Linked DNA regions of Homo sapiens: region 1 is linked to region 2. The links are chromatin contacts, found by Hi-C or POLR2A ChIA-PET in ENCODE. All regions are on one chromosome and are shown on one strand. The core of a region is the stretch at or near the end of the contact, and the rest is flanking DNA. Distances in the headings are between cores, read along the strand shown. Region 1 holds the start of PITPNM2-AS1 (PITPNM2 antisense RNA 1). Region 2 holds the start of ARL6IP4 (ARF like GTPase 6 interacting protein 4).

The links. Hi-C counts contacts between places; a loop is a spot of excess contacts on that map. ChIA-PET counts read pairs that join two places held with the same protein, here RNA polymerase II (POLR2A). Pooled maps may share reads with other maps.
Region 1: a loop to region 2 is called in a map of natural killer cell, with 2.9 times the contacts of the local background. The contact joins the promoter of PITPNM2-AS1 here to the promoter of ARL6IP4 in region 2. A Hi-C loop is called at or near these places in 6 of 168 maps with a recorded cell type or tissue (CD4-positive, alpha-beta memory T cell, CD8-positive, alpha-beta T cell, HepG2 and 2 more), 1 of 37 single-sample maps with no recorded cell type and 13 of 50 pooled maps. POLR2A ChIA-PET finds 5 or more read pairs at or near these places in 17 of 52 experiments (A549, BJ, CD4-positive, alpha-beta T cell and 11 more).

Annotation. Positions count from the first base shown.
Region 1 is chr12:123,080,107-123,083,177 of GRCh38, reverse strand. PITPNM2-AS1 (PITPNM2 antisense RNA 1) reads right to left here and starts at 1,794. Exons shown (of 3, transcript NR_038290.1): 1 at 1,186-1,794; 2 at 219-290. The region is part of intron 2 of PITPNM2 (phosphatidylinositol transfer protein membrane associated 2); the gene reads left to right.
Region 2 is chr12:122,978,787-122,982,083 of GRCh38, reverse strand. It overlaps ARL6IP4 (ARF like GTPase 6 interacting protein 4), which reads right to left and starts at 1,403. Exons shown (of 6, transcript NM_018694.4): 1 at 1,339-1,403; 2 at 785-955; 3 at 205-513; 4 at 10-127. The coding sequence starts at 944. OGFOD2 (2-oxoglutarate and iron dependent oxygenase domain containing 2) reads right to left here. Exons shown (of 7, transcript NM_001304833.2): 6 at 3,074-3,297; 7 at 2,042-3,001. The coding sequence ends at 2,738. RefSeq lists silencers at 987-1,086, 1,097-1,736 and enhancers at 819-1,324, 1,325-1,830, 1,987-2,206.

The DNA.
Region 1 (3,071 bases), core at 545-3,044, 100 kb before region 2:
CACTATGTTGCCCAAGGGGGCTGGGCTCAAACTCCTGGGTCAAACAATCCTCCCACCACAGCCTCCTGTAGCTGGGACTACAAGCGTATGCTACTGTACTGTGCCTGGGCAGGCAATATTTTAAAAAGAACATGCTACGACACATGGATGAACCCATAAGACATGCTCAGTGAAAGAAGCCAGACACAGAAGGACAAATACTGTATGATTCCACTTACCATGATTATATGATGAGGTCCCTAGAGTTGTCAAATGCACAGCGACAGACAGTAGAACAGTGAGTGCTGGGGCTGGTGAAGAGGGAATGGGGAGTTATTGTTTAATGTGTAGAGTTCAGCTGGGGAAGGTGAATTGGTTCTGGAGAAGGATGGTGGGGATGTTGCACAACAATGTGAATGTGCCTAATGCCATAGAACTGTGTGCACTTGGGAGTGGCTAAGATGGGTCAGGCACGGTGGCCACGCCTGCAATCCCAGCACTTTGGGAGGCCAAGGCGGGCGGATCAGTTGAGGTCAGGAGTTTGAGACCAGCCTGACCAACATGGTGAAACCCCGTCTTACTAAAAATATAAAAATTAGCCGGGCATGGTGGTGGGCGCCTGTATTCCCAGCTATTTGGAGGCTGAGGCATGAGAATCGCTTGAACCGGGAGGCAGAGGTTGCAGTGAGCTGAAATCGTGCCACTGCACTCCAGCCTGGGCAAGACTCTGTCTCAAAAAAATGAAAATAAAGAAATGGCTAAGATGGTAAATTTTATGTTACATGTACAATTTTTAAAATAAAAAGGAAAGAAGAAAGAAAAGTAAGTCGGGTACTAGATAACGATCAACGCTCTGAAGAAAATTAGAAAGGGTCAGAGGAATGCCAGGGTTAGAGTCAGGGCCAAGTTTTACATCAGGGTGTCAAGGAAGGCCTTAGTGAGAAGGGGCCCTTGAGCAGAGGGGAGGGAGAGTGGCAAGTACAGATGCCCCAAGGCAGGAACTTGCCCACGGCCTTGCCAGGGCGGAGAGGTGGCAGGGCAGAGCCTGCAGGCCCTCACTCTGAGTGGGTGGAGAGAGGCCATTCAGGGCTTTGAGCATGTCCTGGTCCTTCTGGCCAGTCTGTTGAGGGAGCCAGGAGAAGGCTTTGCAGGGTGGGGGTACAGGCCCATCCTCAGCTACAGCTCCCACCTCTGCATGACTCCTACCTGTTTGTGGGCTCAGCACAACAGGAGTTAATGATGCTTTACTTAGTGGTTGAGTTTAAATTTTTCCTGTTTTTCTGGAGTCTCCACTACCCCTCCTTTCCCAGCTTTGGTGGGTTCAGGTGGGTCTGGGACAGGAGAGGGGTGGCTTGCTCAGTCTTCAGTCCCTGCTGTCTGGGCTTTGAAGCCACACAGCTGCCAAGAAGCAGACAGACTTTTGCCTACCCGGCAAGAGTGCACAGTGCCCCCTTCCCCTGGGTCTGCTCCCGAGACACCTCTCAGGAGGCTCCTGCAGGGCCAGCTTGGTGGGGTCGGGACCCTGGGCTTCAGACCCCGCCCTGTTGGAGAAGTTACCTCCCTTTCTGAGTCTGGATTTTTGCATCTGCGAAGTGAGAGGGCTGGGTGGCAGTCAGGTCTGGATTCTCATCCTGACGCTCCCTGCCAGAGGAGCCTGAGAAAGCAGCTTCGTGGCTATGTGAAACTCCCTGAGTGCCCAGCTCCACAGCCCAGCCGAGAACCAAGGCCCTCTGCATTTCCCCTCAGGGGTCTCTGCCACCACATTAAGGAGTGGGGGGGGACCTATTCCAATTTTACAGCCCCTGCCCAGACATTCCAGGGATAACCGCAGGAGTTGCTAGGGGAAACAGCAGTTGAGGGGTTCTAGAACAGGGCAGAGGAGAGGCCTGCAGTTCCAGACCCACGTCATTATGGAGTCTATGGTGCCCACTCCCCAGTTGGTATCTATGCTGTTCCCTGAGAGCCCCACCATCCACCTTCTCTCCTTTTAGAGGTGCCTCTGGAGCTAGGCTGTGGACAGAGCCTGCTCCCCTGCCCAGACACTGTGGGGTAAGTAGGAGAGGAGGGGTTGAGGGAAGAGACCAGGAGCTAGGCCTGGGCCTGGACCATGCGTCCTTTTACACTTGTCATCTCCTCAGGCCTTAGAACTGACCACCAGTCTAGTGTGACTATTTAAGTTCAATTATAAATTAAAGTGAAATAAAATGGAAAAGTTCTATTTCCCACTCCCATTCATCACATTTCAAGTGCTTAGTAGCCACCTGGGGCCAGTGGCAGGTCACGGCAGCTGCACTGGATAGTGCAGGTGTGTAACATGTTCATCACTGGGGAAAGTTCTATTGGGTGGCGCCAGCATCATCTCTAGAGCAAACCCATGGGGTAGAGATTGTTGCCCCATTCACAGCTGAAGAAGCTGAAGCTCAGAGAGGGGTGATGACTGGCTAGTCACGTAGTCAGTGAGTGCCAGTGGTCCTGGCACCGGGTTTCATTTGATCTCAAAGCATGGGTGTGGGGTTGGCACATGCATGTGTCTCCCTGCCCAGCTGACTGCTTACCTGGGATGGGTTGGAGGAGGCTGGAGGCCCACTTGTGGGCTACACACAGGCTTTTAGGATCTCTGCCTTGGGCCCCAGGGCCAGCTGGAGCCTCCCTTACTTGGTCACCCATGGGGAGCATTGCTTTAGTGGAAAGGCAGGGTGAGATGAGCACTCAGTTTGGGGCCTCTGGGCCTGCAACTTTGGGAACAAATCCCTTAGGAGGGGCTCTGGAATATTTCACTGGGCTCTGAAGACTTCATTTTAAAAGTGAGAAGCTGAGCACAGTGGCATGACCCTGGCCTGTATTTCCAGATACTCAGGAGGCTGAGGTGGGAGAATCACTTGAATCCAGGAGGTCGAGGCTGCAGTAAGCTATAATCACACCACTGCACTCCAGCCTGGGCAACAGAGTGAGACCCTGTGTCTTAAAAAAAAAATGTGACAACAATAGCCAAAAGGTGGAAACAGCTCACATGTCCATTGGCTGATGGATAATGCATAAGCAGAATGTGGTCCATCCATGTACTGGGATATGATTCAATCATAAAAGAGAAT
Region 2 (3,297 bases), core at 154-2,653:
GCTCCCCACCTGGTGCGCCCCGTCTCAGGGTCCACCACCTTGCGGATGATGCTCTGCCGGGCATCCCACTCCTCCTTGGTCATGGGCTTCATGGCCTGGATTCGGGACTTCTGCTCATCCGTCAGGACTGGAAGGGAAGACGGAGGTGGTGGCCAGGCCTTGGGAAGCGACCTTCTCCCTCTCAGGTGCTGGGCAGCACAGTACCTGGGCCATCCTCTTCCTCCCCAGCTGATCGGTGCCACTGGTCCAGCGAGGGGCCCGGCAGAGCCTCCACCTGCTGTGCTTCCGCCTTCTCCTTGCCCTTCTTCTTCAGCTTCTTCCTCTTCTTCTTCTTCTTCCTCCTCTTGTCCTTGTACTTCCCCCGCTTCTTCCGGCCATCACTGGAGGAAGAGGAGGAGGACGAGGAGGAAGAAGAGGAGCTAGAAGAACTGGAAGAAGAGGAGGAGGAGCTGGATCTTGTTCTCCTCCGGGCCTTCTGCTTGCTTCTCTCTGTGATGCAGGGAGAAGGTGAGGCTGGAAGGCCAGGAGGGGAAGAGGTAAACCTTCGTCCCCTGCTCTGGCCTGGGGCAGGCACAGACCGGCTACAGGGTGAGCGCTTCCTGAGGGGCTTTCCAGAACAGAGATGGAGCTTCCCAGAGGAGCCCCTTCCTGGCTCCTGCGGCGCCTGGCCCTCACATCTCAGGCCCGGCTGCACAGAGGCATGACTGAGCGTCCCCGACCACTGCTCGCCCGACTTCCCCGGGTAGTAACTGCGCCTCCTCTCCCCGATGCCTGTGGTCCTCACCCTCCGCCCCAGGGGCCGTGCTGGCCTTGCGACCTTGGGATGTGGAGGCCGAGCAGTTCCTCGAGGTGTCTTTCCTGCTCTTCTTCTTTCTCTTTTCCGACCCCCGTCCCCGGGACCGGCTGCGACTCCTCGAGCGCTTGCGGGAGCCGACGTGAGCCATGGCGCCGCGGGCTGGCGACGAAGAAGACGCGCTTGAGCCGAAGCCCCCAAGGCCGGCCGCGGGCGGGCTCCAAGGGTGGCTCTAGCGGGGCCGGGGCCTGGCGACGCCCAGTACCCGTCACCGTCCCGGGAAAATGAGCGACCCTCACCCACCCCCAGCGCTGGGGACCCCGGTTTTCTCCGCCGACTCCAGTCCCCGCAGCGGTGCCTGTTAAGGGCCCGCCCCGTGCCCGGAGGCCCCACGCCTGCGCACCCGGCTCCAAACCCCTGGGAACTGGCCGCCGTCCGCCGCGAGTGGCGTCTGGGGCGCTTTCCCGCGCTCTCCTACCCTCCAGCCCCGCGCCCTTCGCGGCCTCGCCGCCTCAAGGGGGCCCCCGGGGCTGCTCCGTTCCCACCTCGACCGCCCTGCGGGCCGGACAGCCCGCCCCGCGCCTTCTCGAGAGGAAGCGGCGGCGAGGAGGCTTCCGGCCGGGGCGCTGCGCGGGAGGCTGGCCGGCTGGGAAGCGCGGCGCCGCTGCCTTTCGTTCTGACGCCCCAGGTTCCGTCCCGGGCGCGCCCACCTCCCGCAGAGGCAAGCAGGGGCGCCGGCCCTCGAGCTCCGCAGCCCCTCACGCCTGTGTCTGCCGAAGCTGCGCCCACTTCCAAGGCTGCCCTCTCGGCGCACGCCCGCAGCACCCACGCCCCCGGTGCCCTGGGAAGAAGGCGACCCTCGCGCGCGCCGCCCTCCTCCCCGGCTGGTCCTGCCCTCTCCATACGACTGCGAGCTCCAGACTGAGGCGCCCTGGTCTTTCCGACGCGCCCACCCAGTGACTCAGAGGTCGCAAACTCGTGTCCGTAGGGGCCAGAAAGATCTTGGCAGTGAGCGCGGGCATGGACCCCAGGCCCATCCGGAAGGAAGCCAGGATTCTGCTCCAGCTGATACGTGCAACGTGGCATGGGGCTGGTGCCCCACCTTCCCAGGGAGACCAAACTCAAGACTGCAATATGGAAGCCCCCTGAGTTTCAAATGTGTAACCCAAAGCGTGGCTGTGCGCTTCATCCAATCTCGGGCCCCCAAGTTGCAACTCTTCCACAATGACAGCCGCAAACACAAAGGGATCTTGCAAAGCACTTTATATACGTCAGCGCATTTGACTCCCAAAACAGCTCTAGGAGGTAGGTGCTAAATGAGGAAACGAAGGCACCAAAAGGTGAAGGCTCACCTAAAGCCACACAGCTGGAAGTGGCAGAAGCAGAATGGGAACCCGGGCAGCCTGGTTCCTGGCCCTGCCATTCACCCCTCTGCCATCTAGAAGATGCTACTGGTGGCCCACCCGAGTCCACTGGGGGGTGATGCCTGCTGCTGAGGGTTCACATCTGTGCTCTCTGGAGGCTTCCCTTGGCTACTGGAAGGCACCCTGCCCTGGAGATAAGTGTCTGGGAAGTTATTCACTCCTCTCTGGCCCCCTCATCCAGGAGCCAGTAACCGGTGGTGTGGGCACACTGTGGTACTGTGGGCTCTGCCTGGAGCTCTCCGTGGGGCCAGCTGAGGCTGGACGTCCTCTGAAGCCACTTCCTTGCCCAGCTGCTCCCTCCCCTCCCCTGCTTCCCTGACTCCCTCGCTGAAGCCCCATTCCAGACCCTGCTTCTGACAAACCTGAACTAAGGCAGCATCTTTGCCCATAGAATGACCCAGAAGCTGGCACACCGTTGAGCCAAGAAGTGCAGTAGGCTGCGGGGATTTTATTTCTGCCCCCAGACCAAGGCAACGGAGCCCTCACCTGCCTGCCACCCCCACACTGGGCCCAAGCAAGCTCAGGTGAGCGCACATACATCCACCGTGGCGGGCTCCTCTCGGGTGAAGCCATCACCGAAGCCCTCATCGTCCACCAGGTCGGGCTCACGGCAGCACATGGGACAGAGGCTGTTGCGCACAGCAGAGGCTCGGAGCCAGACGACAAGGTTCCAACGCTCACCAGTGCCCAAGGGCCGGGCTCCATGCAGCTGGCCGCCACGGTGGAGGACACCCTGGCCCACCACGTGCTCCACCTCCAGGGGCTCCGTCAGGGCTGTGGGTGCCTGCAGATGGCACGACTCAGGCCTGGGCACTCACAGCTGCCCCAGGCCCTGCCGCATGGGTCACACACTCACCTGGAAGAGGCCCCCAAAATACAGGGCGCCCCCTGTGAAGACCTTGCCCAAGGCCACATTGAGGGTGAGCTCGGCATTATCATAGTGGCAGCCCAGCTCCAGGTCCTGGCCCGGTGCGTATTTGACCACAAAGGCCCGGTGGCTGTCGAGCCGGCCCCCGCCACAGTCAGGGTACAGCAGGGCCATCAGCGGCTGCAGGAAGCGCTCCCGCAGTGGTGTCATCA